Linked DNA regions of Mus musculus: region 1 is linked to region 2. The links are chromatin loops, found by intact Hi-C in ENCODE. Cell type or tissue: heart. All regions are shown on one strand.

Region 1 (8,000 bases), 140 kb before region 2:
AATGAACCCCTCCACCATGGAGCCCTCCCTAGGAAGAGACCACCAACCTGGTAGGGTAGCACGGGTAAAGGACAGAGGTGCAGCCGTGGCTCCAGGTGTTGATAGCCCAGGCTGACAGGTGGTGACATCATGGTCCCATCTAAGCCAGGCCCTATGGTACTTGATAATGCTCATCCCCTCCCTGGTTTTGAGTACCGGGGCTGGAACCCAGAGTCCCCCCTTGCCCCCGTGCATGTCAGGCAAAAAGCTGTATCACTGAGTTGTATCCCAACATCCTTTGCTGTGTGTTTCAAGGCAGTGTCTTGTTGTGTGGCTCAGGCTGGTTTTGAACTCTTGATCTTCCTGCCTTGGCTTCCTAAGTAGCTGGGTCACAGATCTATGCCACCAATCCTGGCTTGCTTCAGCCTTTTCCCTGTGTGACTCAGTTCGGTGCCCAAGCTGCCCAGGGTGTAACTGCTGGCCAGATGTGATGATTTAAGTCATAATTCAGGACGGGGAAATGGCTAGGTTGCAAAGCACCTGCCTGGCACATGCCAAGTCCCAAGCTTCATCCTAGTGCCAAAAAATCTGAAGTGAGAGGAGGATGCTGGGAACTGTGTGTGCATGGCCCGAGGGGAAGATGTCTCCTGTGGGTTCAGCACCGTCCTGCCCTGACTGTTCTCACCCTAGCGGGGCACCTACAGCTCCGCATGGTCCTTAGTGACTCGGTGCTGCCCCTTTGCCTTGCAACCAGCTCACCCCACTTCCAGCCCTCGTTGCCACCTGAACAGGCCTGGCAGCAGATGGGGTAGACCCCGAGGCCCTGAGCTCTGCCTGCAGGCAGCCCAGTGCTGAGCCCTTGTGTGTTCGCCTTGCAGGCTGGGGGGCATCCCTGTGGGAGTGATTGCTGTGGAGACTCGGACTGTGGAGGTGGCTGTCCCCGCTGACCCTGCCAACTTGGATTCTGAGGCCAAGGTGAGGGGCCGGGAGCCGTGACCACTGGGGACAGGAGTAGATCCTTTCATCTGGTTCAGAGAAGCCTCTGAGAGCCAGAGAGCAGAGGCCTCAAGTAGAGATTGGTCTGGGGGCTCTGCCTTTCTCCCTACCATATCTCCACGGGACACATATTCCAATAGTCTGGGTTTCTTTCCAGGATGGTAATGGTCCCCATTCCCCCTCTGCTTTACTCCTGTTCCTGGGAGCTGCAATGAGGTCTCAACTACTGTGTTGTCAGGCTGAGCACGAGAATAGGGGACCCATTGAGGTCCTAAGGTTATGGCCATGCTTTGGGTCTCTAGGGAGCCCTGGCTTTGGTACATGTCCTAGTAAGGGTTACTATTGTGGTAAAACACCATGAGCAAAGCAGCTTGGGGAGGAAAGGGTTAATTTGGCTTACACCTCCACATCACTGTTCATCGCTGAAGGAAGTCAGGGCAGGAACCTGGAGGTCAGTGTCTGACCTAAGTGACTCTGTGCACAGATCATCCAGCAGGCGGGCCAGGTGTGGTTCCCGGACTCGGCCTACAAGACGGCGCAGGTCATCAGGGACTTCAACAAGGAGCGCCTGCCTCTCATGATCTTCGCCAACTGGAGGGGCTTCTCCGGAGGCATGAAGGGTAAGCCGGCCCTTTCATATGTGTCACTGTGGTGTCTCTTGATAGTCCCGGGAGTTTCCTGGGGTCACGTGATGGGCCATGCAGAGAGGTCTGCTCTGCGAGTTCCTGGATGACCTGGGTAGTCCTGTGTGGATGAGGAAGGCGTATGTCCATCCACCTTCCTCAGAGCTGAGCTATAGTTGCAGTCTCTCTAAGTCACCAAGAATGTCCAGAGAGATAAGGTTCCCAGGTACTGAGGAGCTGAGGTGGGAGAGAGGCATATCTGGGTGACCTCTCTGCGTCCCCAGACCCTTCCTTTGTGAATGGAGAGGACCGCAGCAAGGGTCCCGTGCACTGGTCCCACCTGTAAGCTGTTGTCACGGTATTGTAGTGTCACCAGATCGGGTGTGGGGATGTGGAGCAGAGGGGGCTGCGTGTACCAGATAGGTGGGTGAGCTTGGGCGTCCCCATGCTTGAGTTGACAGATGAAGACACACTCACTCATGCAGGAGAATAGCCTGCCCAAGGTCACATGGGCCCTGAGGGAGGGGACCAGACCTGGACCAGACCAGACTCTCCAAGCCTCCCTCAGGAGCCCAGGGCAGAGAAGGCTGCAGGAGGCTTTGTGGGTGCGTCACTGGGGCCCGAGTCTCCTAAGCAGGCCTCGCTTTGTAGACATGTATGAGCAGATGCTGAAGTTTGGCGCCTACATCGTGGATGGTCTCCGCCTGTACGAGCAGCCCATTCTCATCTACATCCCTCCCTGTGCGGAGCTCCGTGGGGGCTCCTGGGTTGTCCTGGACTCCACCATCAACCCCCTGTGCATAGAGATGTATGCAGACAAAGAGAGCAGGTGAGCAGGTGTCACCTACAGTGTCTTGGCAGAGTTAGTTAGGGCTCCAGAGGACAAACCCAGACCAAGGTAAGAAGCCGGCCGCGGCAGTGTGCACTAACCTGGGCCCTGATGGTAGTGGGCGTTGATTGGGAAATCCCTGGGGCTTGCTGGCTAGTCCGTCTAACCAAATCAGTGAGAGACCCTGCCTCAAAATGTAAGGTGGACCCCTTACATTGACCTATGATCTTTACAGGCATGTACGCAGATACACATACACAACACACACAAAGTCATAAGGCGTTAAAAGAAATAAGTAAGTAAAGAGAAAACAAAAAGAGCCCAGGGCAGGAGTATCTGTCCTCAGCCCCTCCCCCTGTCCTCTCCTCTGTCCAGGGGGGGTGTTCTGGAGCCGGAGGGCACGGTGGAGATTAAGTTCCGGAAGAAAGATCTGGTGAAAACCATAAGGAGGATAGACCCAGTGTGTAAGAAGCTCGTGGGACAGCTGGGTAAGTGGGTCCCACACTCTCCACCCCCAGGTCCCACAGGCTCCACCCCCAAGCCACACAGGCTCCACCCCCAAGCCCCACAGCTCCACCCCCAGGTCACACAGACTTCACCCTCAGATCACACAGGCTCCACCCCCAAGTCACACATGTGCCATGCCCAGGTCACATAGGAGCCACCTGCAGGTCAGCAGAGGCGCCAATTCTAGTGCATTAAGGGTAAAATGAGCGTGTATCAAACTGTGAGACCCCAAAGCCGGCCCACATTTGCAATCGGCCCGTTCCACAGGATGCTGCAAGTGGCAGATGCAAGTGGGAAGTTTCGGTTTGTGTGTCCTCGGTGAGATGGCTTGGCAGAGGGACCCAGACATGAAAACGAAATTAATTTTCAGAGCTGTGTTCTGACCACAGCCCATCTCTGGGGCCGGGGTGGAACGTTCCTTTGTGGCAGGCTGTCTGCACCCAGAGGTTCGGGCTCTGGCGCGATTGAGGTGAGGGATGCTCATCCTGTAATCACATAATCAGCGCGCTGTCCCATATGCATGGCGTGACACGGTTGAATCAGTTGGGGTCCACGGGGGACACCAGAACATGGTGATGATAATGTCCCTTTAGAGTCCCCAGCCAGAGAGAAACACTTTTATAGATTTTATTTGGTGAATGCCTTACTTTGCTTCACTCCTCTGATGTCAGTCATTACGGTGTGTAACGTCCAGATGACCAGGGCCTCTGGGATTTGGCTTTGCACCTTCGTGACTTTGGGTTTGTGTAGAATTGGCATTTTTGTCTGGAAACATCTCTTATAAGGTTCTTTTCCTTTTTATTACATTTATTTTGTGTGTGTGTGTGTCTGTATGTCTGTCTCTGTGTCTGTCTCTGTCTCTATTTCTTTCTCTGTGTTTCTCTCTGTGTGTGTCTGTCTGTCTGTCTCTCTCTCTGTGTCTCTCTGTGTTTCTCTGTGTCTGTTTCTCTGGTGTGTGTCTGTGTTTCTCTCTCTCTGTGCATGTCTGTCTGTCTGTCTCTCTCTGTGTATGTGTGTGTGTATGTGTCTCTCTGTGTTTGTGTTTCTCTCTGTGTGTATGTGTGTGTCTGCCACAGCACGTGTGCGGATGTCAGGACAACTTGCAAGAATCTATTCGCTCCTCCCACCATGTGGGTCCCGGAAATCAAACTCAGGTCATTAGGCTTGGCAGCAAGCACCCTTTCTCTCCTGAGCCATCTTGCTGGCCCCCTTATTAGGACTCTAAGTGTGGATTTCCTTGTTAAACAGTGCTGTCTTCATCCCTACCCATCCCCTCCCCTGGCAGAACTGTGGCATGGAGTTAGCATATCTCCACTGTATTTATTATCTGTCTGAAAACAAGAGCTGATGGTATGCTGAAGCCCGGGGCAAGGCTGGGGTTTTACCCAGATGCTGTCTCGGGGCTGTGATTGCATTTCCAAGGCTGCAGGACAACTTAATTTAGGAGCAGTGTTGGCATCGCAGCCCGGACTCTCGCAGGGCAGGGCCTCTTGTCTGTGGTTTTTCAAATAAAACAAAAACCCAAGAAAATCCACCCCAGCCCCCACATGGCTACCCCTCACAGCCCCTGAAAATCCTAACTGCTGTCTGCTCACCTGCAGGGAAAGCCCAGCTTCCCGACAAGGACCGGAAGGAGCTGGAGGGCCAGCTGAAGGCCCGGGAGGAACTGCTGCTTCCCATCTACCACCAGGTGGCAGTGCAGTTCGCAGACCTGCACGACACCCCGGGCCACATGCTGGAGAAAGGAATCATTTCTGTAAGGGTTCCCCACGGCCCCCACCGGATGCAGAGGAATACAGAGGAGTTTGGGATGGATTCAATTCTGGGCTCAGGGGGCTGTGTGGGCGGTTCAGTCTGAGCATGTCAGTAGGAGCCGGCAGGCGCTCATCCCCCTACACTGGACATCCCCGCTTATAGGACAAGGTGGGCAGGAACCAGGTAGCCATCTTGGGGCACGGCCTTGGCCATTTCCCTCCCCCTCCCCCACTCCTCTGTGGGTGCTCAGGCGGCCATGTCCACAGGATGTGCTGGAATGGAAGACTGCCCGCACCTTCTTCTACTGGAGGCTGCGCCGGCTGCTGCTGGAGGCCCAGGTGAAGCAGGAGATACTCCGAGCCAGCCCCGAGCTGAACCACGAGCACACACAGTCCATGCTGCGACGCTGGTTCGTGGAGACTGAGGGCGCTGTCAAGGTGGGCCTGAGCAGGGAGAGGGAAGCCCCAGCATGCAGGCACCAGGGGTCTGGGGGCTGCTGGCTGCCGCACCTGCAGCAGCATCTCTGCCTGAGGTAGACTGTACCCATTGATCCCCAGGCCTACCTGTGGGACAGCAACCAGGTGGTGGTCCAGTGGCTGGAACAGCACTGGTCAGCCAAGGACGGCTTGCGCTCCACCATCCGTGAAAACATCAATTATCTGAAGCGGGACTCTGTCCTCAAGACCATCCAAAGGTGAGTAGCGTGGCGTGAGCTGGGTCTAGGTGGGGCTTGTGTCATGGCTAGCACATGACTGGTGAGGACCCTGCCCCAGACCTGGGGGCTGAGGATACTGGCTTCCTCCCTCACAGTCATTCTGTAGCCTCCAAGGAGGTGGCTCACAGGACACCTGGAACCCTGCCTGGCGTATAAAGCTGGGACTCAGGGGTATGTCACTCCTCAGATCATACCACACAACTGGAGACTAGAAAGGGCTATATATGCCACCTTGAGGCATTCTGTCTCCAAGTCAGAATCCCGTGTAGGATTGTCTGTCCCCTCTCTCTCTACCTCCTTCCCCCACTCCCCCCTTCCCTGTGTGAGCACAGCAAGAGAAACTCTGGGCTCTGGCCTACTCAAGAGCAACATGGTGCCCTGGACAAAGACACTTAGAGGCACTGAACTGAGTGACAAAAGTGACCCCGCCCCCTGTCCCCTTTATCTCTCCTTCCCTGTAGTCTGGTCCAAGAACATCCAGAGGTCATCATGGACTGCGTGGCCTACCTGAGCCAGCACCTCACGCCAGCCGAGCGGATACAGGTGGCTCAGCTGCTGTCTACCACGGAGAGCCCAGCTTCCTCCTGATGAGCAACTCTGGCCATCCCCAGGACCCTGGACGGTGGGATGGCCATGCGGCAGGCCTTCGAGGGACACGGGCTTATTTTGGGAAAACTCACGGAGCCACTCCAAATGTAGCTGCGGTTCCTGACCAGCGACTTCTGGACAGAAGGCCCCTGGGCCCCTGCTAAGGCGGGCCCAGCCTCTCCTCACCTGGGGACTTCAGGGTTTGTCCCAGTGGATAATTCTGCCACTGCCTCTCTGAGGCCAACTGAACCAGGCACACCGAGTTCCTTGTGGTTTTTGCCTGAGGTGGGGATCCGGTGTCTGATCACAAGACACTTGTTCTACCACGTTGGTTTGCACTCAGCTCCTTGTGTCCCTCAGCCGAGTAAATGGGCCAAAGAGAACGCCAGATGAGACCCAAGAAAACGTCTTTTTGTGATGAGGCTTATTAGACACTTAGCAAGAGCAAAAATGATTTCCTTTTTTGTTGTTGTTGTTGTTTTTCATTTAAGAGAATAAAGTGACATTTTATTCTCCAAGTGGCCCTAGTGAGTCAGGACAACCATCTGTCCCATTAGAGAGGTTCTCCAGAGATAAAGGACAAACAGACAGGACACCTAGCATTCAGCATGGCTGGAGGAGAGTTACTGCCTCGGTTCCCAGGCTCTGTAAGCCCTCTCTTCCCAAGTGGAGCAAGGACTGGACCTCCGTGCCTCCTGCAGATTGGCCACCCACAGGGTACTGAGTGCCCTACTGCCTGAGTGCAGAGAGGCTGTCCCTCACCCCTCCCAGAACCTCTGGCCAATATACTTCCTCACCTTGTGCCTTGATACCACGGCAGGAGCCAACAGCGCTGGACCAGTGACCCAGGGCTGTGCCTCGAACACTCTGGATCCGCTTACAGAGACTTTCCCAGCACTGCCAGGCACCGCAGCATCAGGACCCGAATGAGATGCTCCGGCCAGGGGTGGGGTGGGGATGTTGGGGTAGTGGAGAACCCCACTCTGTCGCTGCCCTTCTTGGGGGATAAAGGGTTCTTCTGGGCAAGGTCCTCTTGATGTGGAGGAAAGCCCAGACCGACACTGGCTGCCACCCTGACCACTTGGGTGCGCTGAAGAGGCTGCTGAAAGAGCTGCAAAATAAACTATTTTTTTTGAAGGAAGCTTCTGGCCTTGATTTATTCTGTGGCACAGAGGAGCCCAGCAGTTGGCAGGTGGGGGGGAGGGGGTAGACGGTTCTCAGCTCCCCTCAGAATCTCCCTCTGTCAAACACCGAAGGGAGGCCCAGGCAGCTTTCACACCAGTTCCCATCCCTTTCCATCACGAGGATGGCATGAGCTCAGAGAGGTCAAGACACTTGCCCACAGTCACACAGGATGGAACGGAAGGTGTCCAGTCTGTTTGACTGTCAAGCCCAGCCCCTTCCTTCTGTGACACAGAGGTGTGGTATGCCTGGACTGGTGATCTACACTTGGAATTGTCTGTCCCTGAAGTCTTGCCCTGCATAGGAACCCCCCCCCCCATTATCCCTAACCCAACTCCCCCCCACACACACAGCTTATCTGTTCATAGGGACTGCTCAGTCTTGACTCTCAAATATCAGTTACTACTTTTCTTCTGATCCAGCATCTTTCCCAGCCAATCAGAGTTCTCCAGCGCTGCAGGGTAGAGAGAACCTGTCCCACAGAGGGAGGTACCAGAGAGACCCAGGCCTATTGGTCATTTTTGGATGCCTGAATCAAGCCAGGCCTGAAGCCAGAAGGAGCCTGTTCGGGTTGTTTGTATTTAAAATGCTCTCCCTAGTTTGAAAAAGAGCCACAGCCCAGAAAAAGGATCAAGACTCTCCCTCCTGTCTGCCAACAGCTCCTCCACTAAGGTGCGGCACGTGAACCCCCATTCATTCAGAGTGTCGACTAACTTGGTCTAGTGCTGCGGTCATGTGGCTTCATGTGTGCCATGTGTGTGCCATGTATCCGTCATGATGGGAACTATTTGGCCATAGTCCTCTATTATATCACCCCTAGCTTTTA
Region 2 (8,000 bases):
CCTGCCTGCCTGCCTGGGCGGAGACCCCAGGCCAGCAAGGAGTGCTGCTGCCTGCAATTTGGGATTAAAAGGCTCTTTCAGGTGATTCCGATACAAAGGAGGATTAGACAATCTGTTTATCTAGTAGCCTTGGAGATCTGAAGGGAGCTCTTCCGGGCGGGTTGCTTAAGGGGTATTATGCAAGGAGGCTAAACTAACCTGAGGTCTCTGCTACAGGGCTACTGCGTGAAGCAAACGAAGTTAAAGGAGGCCAAAAACTAAAGCCCCACACTTTTTTCTAGGATAGTCACCCCCCCCCCCCCAGTTCTCCTGCTTTTGAGAACTTCTCCAAACAGTCTCAATGAGGATGTTGTCAATCCTGCTTACTAGGGAAGCTAGGTATTAGAATCTGGTTTCAAACGCCCTCCATTTCACAGCCCAAATCCTTAGTGACACACAGAGACTGTAAAAATACATCGGTGAGCCCAGACTATCCTGTTGTTAACTAGTTCCCAGGTTAGCCCCAGGGGACCAGTTGGTGGTCTACCGGTGCTGCTGGCCGCCTTCTACCAATGTGTGTGTCTCTTGTTTTATACCAAATAGAGCTTGACCAAAGCCAGACACAGGCCGAGTCATCTGTCTTCAGTTTGGGACTGATCTTGTGAGTGAGTGGCAGACAAAGAAGACCTGGGTTAATAGTCCACCCGCCCCCCATCCCCACCCAAGGACAAAGAACCATTCAAGGGACAGACCCTAGAGAATCTCAAGTAAACCGAAACCATCCCATAACGCAGACAGCAACAGCTGACATCCTGGGACTCCCGAGGTGTGGTCACCTAGGGCCTCAAGGGAAGTGATTAGGTAGGTATCCAGGTGCCACTTGAGGCCAGACTCTGTGGTCAGGGTACCCCGACCTCAGACATGTCTCCTTAGAATTACTGTTACCAGTCATCTCGCTCCAGACTTGTGGGTTCAGAGACGCCCCCTCCCTCTCTTGCCTGGAACCCCACCTTACTCAAGGCACAGCCTCCCAGAGGCCAGACTTTGCTCGATTCCAAGGGTACACGCTCGCCCCTCTCCACACGCCCTCGAACCCTCGTTCGTTCCCCACCCCGAGCGTCGGTCTCGATGCCTCCGCCGCCGTCTCTTTGTCCCGACGATCTCCCACGTCCCATCGCCCATCAGCACTCCAGGCTCGCCGCCCAGCGCCACCACCGCCCGCAGGACCAGCCGCCCCTTCGCAGATCCCCACCACCACCACCCCGACCACGGCTCCTTTCATTTGAAGCCCTTCCCCCGCTCCGGACCTCGCCCGCACGCGCTACTCAGCGCCCCACCGCTCCCGCTCAGCCTCGTCGCCACCCTCGCCCGCCCCGAAGCTCCCCGACGGCGGCCACCGCCCTCACCATGAAAAGTCGGAGGACGCCGGAGTCTCCAAATCCGGACTGAGAGGCAGGAAACACCCAGCTCGCTCAATGCAGGGGGCGGAGGCGGGGCCGGGGCGGGCACTTCCGGCGTCCGTCCACACCCCACTTCCGCCCCGCAGAGGGACTCTTCTTAAAGCGTTCCCCCCCACCCCCCACCCCCGTAAGCCCTAGATGGGGGGAACTCTTTTTATCAACCGTTCCCGCCTCCCCTTGGCCGAGTCAGGCGTTTAGTCCCACTTCTGGATGTTTGTTTCTCCTTTCCGTCTGCTAAAGAAGATGACAAGAGGAAAGGAGTCCTCACCTCCTCCATGGGCAAAGAAGCAGTGCGGAACTGTTGTTTCCCGGAACTGAATAATTGCTTGCTTCCCAAGAGGTGTTCGGAGCACAACACCCGGGGCAAGATGGCGGCCGGGCTTCGGCCGCTGCCCCGGGGCTGGCGGACCTCGGGGGGATCGGGCTAAGGCGGCGGTCGCTGCGGCCCGGACCCCGAGTGCGGGGCCTCGAACGGATAAAGATCTCCGGACTGCGGGTAGCGAGTGGGGACAGGATGGGCGCTTCTCTGGGCGGCGGGGCCAGGGACGGAGGGAGGCTATCTGGGGGGCCGAGTCTTGGTTTGAGTGAAGTCGGAGGAGGGACTGGCTTGCGGGCTTCGGGGATCTCCTTGTCCCCCTTCCATTGATTTCCGTGCCGAGGCGACTGGCCTTGCCAGCCAACTGATTGTGGGCGAGACGGACTTGTTCTTGTGGTTGTTGATGTCGGTGCCTGTGAGAGGCGTCGGGCCTCCGGATCACCCCAAGTGGAATTCGAGCCCAGTGCTGTCGCTCGCTGTGTGACCTTGGGTGAATCTAGTCCCATCTCTGACCCTCAGTTTCCTCCTCTGTAAATAGAGTAATTAGATTGTTTTACGGAGATTATTTTAGAATACGTTTTAGTGTGGTTCCTGACGGCTCTTGATCAAAAGCTGGAAAAACTGGATCGTATTTTGACTTAAGCCTAGCTAGCCTCACAGGGTGCCTGGCATTCTCAACTTCTCTTTGTGGTGCCTTTCTGTGTGTGTGATTCCTGAACCTTGCCTTTTTGACTTGCCGATAAGTAATTCCTTTGGGAATTCAAAGTCAGGGACGGTGGGTGAGGACACTGGCGAGTTATGTGCCCTCTGCATTTCGTTTCCCCATCTGGATAGGCTGTAGCTGTCTAAGAGCAATAGTTTGGCTTATTAATGGTTTCTTTAAGAGCTGTTGTCTTATCTTAGGCTTTTAAAATTGGGGTGTTGTAGCCTCACAGGATAGGCTTCCAAAGGGAGGCCTAGTTAAATAGATCTACAATGTCTGTTACATGGTCTACACTTAGATGGTGGCCCTTAGGCCTGGGAAACTAGCGACTTCTACCATAAAAGAAAGTCGCTCAGCAACTTGTGTTTATTTTTACTTCACAGTCTGGACTCCTGTGCGACATGTTGTGCTTCTTGAAGTTAGTCTCAACCAAATAGGTTGGTTGTAAGCAAGTTGCCTGGGGACGTAGAAGTAATGCAGAGTCTTGTCTGTTAGCGTTGAAAGCTTGGCTCTGCGGCTTACTAAATGTATAACCCAGACCAAGGGAGGCGAGATTTGATTGTCTCATCATGTTGCTGCTCTTATTGGATGAGACACTTAGGCGAACTGCGTCCCTCCTTACCGACTGATTGCTTTCTGATTTCTCTACCTAGAGCACTCTTACTTCCCTAAACCAGGTTCTCAGCTTTGTAAGGACAGTGCAGTAAGGCTTCCTTAGGTGTGATGAGCGTTTCCAAGTGCCAGCTATCAATATTTTCCCATTCCTCATCTCAATACTATAGTGACTAGATTAGGGTTAAGAATGGCAAGTGTTCCATGCAATCCTTAACAACCCTAAAATTGAATATTGTTATTATCCCAGGAACCTGGGACCCAGAGTGCTCATGGGACAGTGCTGTGAGGTAGAGTCGGGATGAACAAGGTCTGAGGCTCCTTCTCTCTGACTTGAAGGCCTCTCTAGTTACAGTCTTTGTCTTGTTTCTCTGTGGCCCTCAGGGGAAGAACTTGATGCCCAAGGGTGCATCTGATTTGATTCATGAGCTGTGTAAGTGGAAAAGCGACAGGAAAGAATGAAGAAACCCACAAAGCTTAGCTACTGTGCAGTGCAAGCAGAAGCCAGTGTGTATGCTCTTAGATGGGGATAGTTTTGGGAAAGGGATCAAATCCCAAGAGGTCCTGAGAGAAGTGAGAGCTCTGAGGGAGTCACAAGTGCTGGGTCCCGTTTTCATGCAGTCATTGTGTTTCCACTGGGAGGAGGGGCCCTCTCCTGCTCCTGGGTCCTGCCTACCACGGAGGATCTCTCTCTCTCTCTCTTTTTTTAAGATTTATTTTTTAATTTTTAAGTATATGTGTGGTTTTCATGCATGCATGCATACGTGTATGTATGTATGTATGTGCATTCACTATGTCCATGCCTGGTACCCATGACCGGAAGAGGGTATTGGATCCTTTAGAACTGTGGGTGCTAGAAGCCAAACCCTGATTCTCTGCAAGAAGAGTCAGCGCTCATAGCCACTGAGCCATCTCTGAAGCCGAGAGTGGGGATATCTTGAGGAGCAGACTTAAGGTTGCAGTCATGCATTGAGCCCTGCGTGCACCTCTCAGGAACTTGACTGTTGACAGTTTATAAACAATAGGACCAGGACTTGATGGCCCAAATGCTGGGCCAGGCACATCTTACTTAGTTCATTTGGAGATAGGGAAACGGCTTACTGGGACTGTGCAGGTGAGGAGATTTTAAAAAGTGGTAATAATAAAATAAATAGTCTGGAAGAGAGCTCAGTGATTAAGAGCACTTGCTGCTCTCGGAGGACTTGGGTTCCATTCCCAGCAGCAAGTCACAGGGCTCAAGACAACCTGTACCTCCAGCTCCAGGAGCATCTGATGCCCTCTTGTGGCCCTCCCGGGAACTGCTCTCACTGACAAACACAATAAAAATAAGTTCAAACAGAGAAAAACAACAAAAAACTTTTTGTGTCCATAAAGGTAACACATCCCCTGTGCTTTTGCACTGTTCTGTTAGCAGCAGTTAGAACCATGGCACACAGGTGTCCGTTCTCATGACATGCATCAAGGCTGATTGTCAAACATGGAAGACTGAGGCTCCCTCCCAGCAGTGTTGACAGAGCCAGGGCTGGTGCCAGCTCTGCGTGACTCAGGCCCTTGTGCCTCTTTCTGTGCTGCCTGCCACACCTTGCACTTTCTGTGAAGTGGGGGTGGGAGGGGCGCCCCCCCTACCCACCATCCTACTCGTCAAAATGGCCACTTGGATTTGCTTTCTGCCCTTCACTTTTACCTGGGAGCTTAGCCTTAACCAGGCCAGACCTGGTTCCCTGTAGAATGGTTTCCATGTGTGCACACACACTTTGCCTTGTCACTGAGAAGTGGGAGCCGGTTGTCTCACGGGCAGCCATTGTTCTCTAAAGCATTCACTTCTAAGGCATGAAGCCCTTTGCGGGGTGTTGAAACTATGTGATTATCTTTTACATTGCGTCGCCTTTGGGGTTACTTTGAGGTTAGAATGTAGTTAGGGGAGCCTGAGAGGGTTTTTAAAAATAATTTATTTTTATTCTATGTGGATGGGTGTTTTGCCTGCATGAATGTCTGTGTGAGGGCGTTGGATTCTCAAGTTACAGAAGCTGTGAGCAGCTGTGCGGATGCTGGGACTCGAACCCATGTCCTCTGTGGGATCTTATCTGCTGACTCATCTCTCTAGCCCCTAGACAGTTTTTAAAAACCTACAGTATATTACTTACATTCAACAAAGTTGCAATGCCATGCTTACAAAAAAGGCACTAATTCTGAATCTTTCTTAGGCCAGAAAACCCAACTCCTCGGAAGCCAGAGGCTGCAGGAGGTCACTGATGGTCACCTAGCATCTCCGCTGCACAGGCAGGTCCTCAGGTGAGCTCTCTAGGCCCTGAAGAAGGAGGGAACAGTTAGGAATGGGGCTGCCCCCTCTCATTCCAGCTTCCTTCCTCTCCCTGTGGTTAGCAGCCTGTGGTGATGATGTAGTTCAGGAGTTGCTGGTGGGAGTGGCTGGTAATGGAGCTTCGTGGTAGCGTGCCTGACCAGCATGCACAGAGCAACCATTTTCTTGAGGATGGAGCAGTATGCCAGCAAATTCCACTCGACAGGTGTGGAGTGGGGAGGGACTGCAGAGGTCCCTGAGTGTGCTCATGACAGAAATCTAGGCCCGCCTGTTATTCTACACGTGTTTCAAAGTGGCTGCTGCTTTGAGTGACCTAACCTGGTGAAGATGCTTTTCCAAACTCGGGGTTTCAGCAGGATTTCGTGTTAATGATTCAGTCAGCTGGGCGGGTGGTGCTGTGTTTTGGGGTAGCTAAAGAAATCACCCCGGCTGGAGAGATGGCTCAGCAGTTAAGAACACTGACTGCGCTTCTAAAGGTCCTGAGTTCAAATCCCAGCAACTACATGGTGGCTCACAACCATCTGTAATGAGATCTGACACCCTCTTCTGGTGCGTCTGAAGTCAGCTACAGTGTACTTACATATAATAATAAATAAATAAATATTTTAAAAAATCACCCATTTAGGAGCTCAGTGGGTCAACGCTGTGTGCATATGGCTGTCAGTCAGAGCCACCCGATTTCGGTGAAAGCAGTTTGTAGCAATTCTATACTGTTCCGTGTTCACCTCTGACCCTCAGAGCACCCATCAGCAAGGAGGTGCAGTTCTACTCGGTCTACCAGAGGAAAGCTATGTGCAGTGTCCCCTGCCCAGATTAAAGGGGCTGCCATGGCTGCTGGAAACACGACTAGTGGGAAAGCCCTTGCCATGCACGCAGGAGGCCCCGAGTTCAGGTTCCCAGAATCCTCCAGTGCTGGGCAAGTGTGGCACCATCTGTAAGCTCGGCACTTCAGAGGCAGAAGTGGGGTCCCTGAGGCTATTTCAGCGTAGGTAGACCAGCTGACTCGTGAGCACTGGATTCAAGTGAGACACCCTTCCTTAGTAAATCCAGTGCAGGGCAGTGGAGGAAGACAGCATCACCCTCAGTCCTCCATGTGCGTGTATGTGCTCACACGTGCACACTGATGGAAACACAACACATACACAAGCAAAAAACAAAACCCATGGCTTTTGGGGTGCAGAGGTTTGAGTTTGATCCCTGGCACCTACTTGGTGGAAAGAGACTACTGACACGTATGTTTTCCTCCATCCTCCACACATGTTCCATGTGTGCATGTACACACACATAAAATAAATGTAGTTTTAAATGCTTTTTAAAAACGTTGCGTGCCAGGCATGGTGGCACACGCCTTTAATCCCAGCACTTGGGAGGCTGAGGCAGGCGGATTTCTGAGTTCGAGGCCAGCCTGGTCTACAGAGTGAGTTCCAGGACAGCCTGGACTATACAGAGAAACCCTGTCTCGAAAAACCAAAAAAAAAAAAAACAAAAACAAAAAACCGTTGCATCTCTATATTTCATTTGTCTGAGTGCTGTGCTTGCTTGTGTGTGCACTGTGAGTTTGAGCCACACCAGCCCCAGCAGAGCCAGCGAGGAGGGCATCTGATCTCTGTAACTAGAGCTACAGGTGGTTGTGAGCTGCCATGGGCTGCTGGAACCTGAACCTGGGCCTTCTGCAAGGGCAGCAGTGCTCTTCACCCATGACATGGCTCTCTGGCCCCAGCATGTGTAAAGAAGACCCCAGGGTGCCGAGATGGCTCAGGTAGAGAGCTGTGGCCTGATTCTGAGCTCCAAAACCCATGTCAAGAAAATGGACTCTTCAGACAGTTTTCTGACCCCTACACATGTACCGTGACACAGTTGCCAACACCAACACACCACACACACACACACACACACACACACACTGATGTTTGTAAGTTGAGATCAGAAGCGGCCTGCTGCCCAGCCTGACAGCCTGAATCTCATCCCCAGGCCACGGGTGTGACAGGCACCATACAAACACACTTGTTCATTCACAATTGCCCAAAGAAAATGTAATAAAATATTTTAAGATAATTTAAAAAGCAAAAAGCCCTTTTTTTTTTTTCACGTGTGACTGGACACAGCACAGGCACCAGGAAACACCTGTGAGCAGGTGACCCAAGTGGTATTAACACCGTCACGTCTGTCTATTCCTTCACCTTCTTACCTGTGGAGGTGGAAGGTGGCTGTTTGACTGCTGGCTAAGTATGGGGAACACGGCAGAGAGGAGAGGCACCTCTGACACCTGCTGTTAATCGGCACTCTCTGGACAGGATGACTCGAGCTTTGGGCTCTCCTTAAACTTACAGGGAGCCCACCTCGGCTCTACGCCCAGTACCGATCTCATCCTTTAAGAAAATGTGATTATTTAGAACAGCCTCGGTGTTCCTGGTCTCCATAGGTGGTGTGAAAGTTGCTTGTAAGAAGTTGAGGGTGTCAGGAGAGCCATGAGCTCTGTGGGGGGAATGGAGGCTGCTGAGCGCCTCTGCTGCTGCCAGGTACACCCCAGCTCCTGCTGTGTGTGTTCCACACTGTGACCCACACCAGCCCCTGCTGTGTGTGTTCCACACTGTGACCCACACCAGACCC

Evidence for each region. Peaks named below come from ENCODE experiments on the same cell type or tissue, not always from the same donor. Only the 100,000 strongest peaks of a DNase experiment are listed, where the experiment ranks them.
Region 1: it touches region 2 in a loop (2.3-fold over the local background); 1 of 42 quality-filtered maps calls a loop at or near these places.

What each region holds. Positions count from the first base shown.
Region 1 is chr5:114,243,629-114,251,628 of GRCm38, forward strand. It overlaps Acacb (acetyl-Coenzyme A carboxylase beta), which reads left to right. Exons shown (of 52, transcript NM_133904.2): 45 at 858-954; 46 at 1,460-1,595; 47 at 2,250-2,427; 48 at 2,803-2,915; 49 at 4,536-4,690; 50 at 4,956-5,126; 51 at 5,247-5,383; 52 at 5,866-7,130. The coding sequence ends at 5,992. Among named protein-coding and RNA genes, the nearest start is that of Foxn4, 26 kb to the right of the region's middle. In heart, a CTCF peak has its summit at 4,624 (motif pointing right); DNase peaks (open chromatin) are centred at 4,603 and 4,893; H3K4me3 peaks cover 313 bases; H3K27ac peaks cover 442 bases; H3K27me3 peaks cover 146 bases.
Region 2 is chr5:114,379,041-114,387,040 of GRCm38, forward strand. It overlaps Kctd10 (potassium channel tetramerisation domain containing 10), which reads right to left and starts at 1,465. Exons shown (of 7, transcript NM_026145.4): 1 at 1,386-1,465. The coding sequence starts at 1,388. Ube3b (ubiquitin protein ligase E3B) reads left to right here and starts at 1,580. Exons shown (of 28, transcript NM_054093.3): 1 at 1,580-1,935; 2 at 5,275-5,362. In heart, a CTCF peak has its summit at 4,355 (motif pointing left); DNase peaks (open chromatin) are centred at 41, 741, 1,401 and 1,861; H3K4me3 peaks cover 3,526 bases; H3K27ac peaks cover 2,733 bases.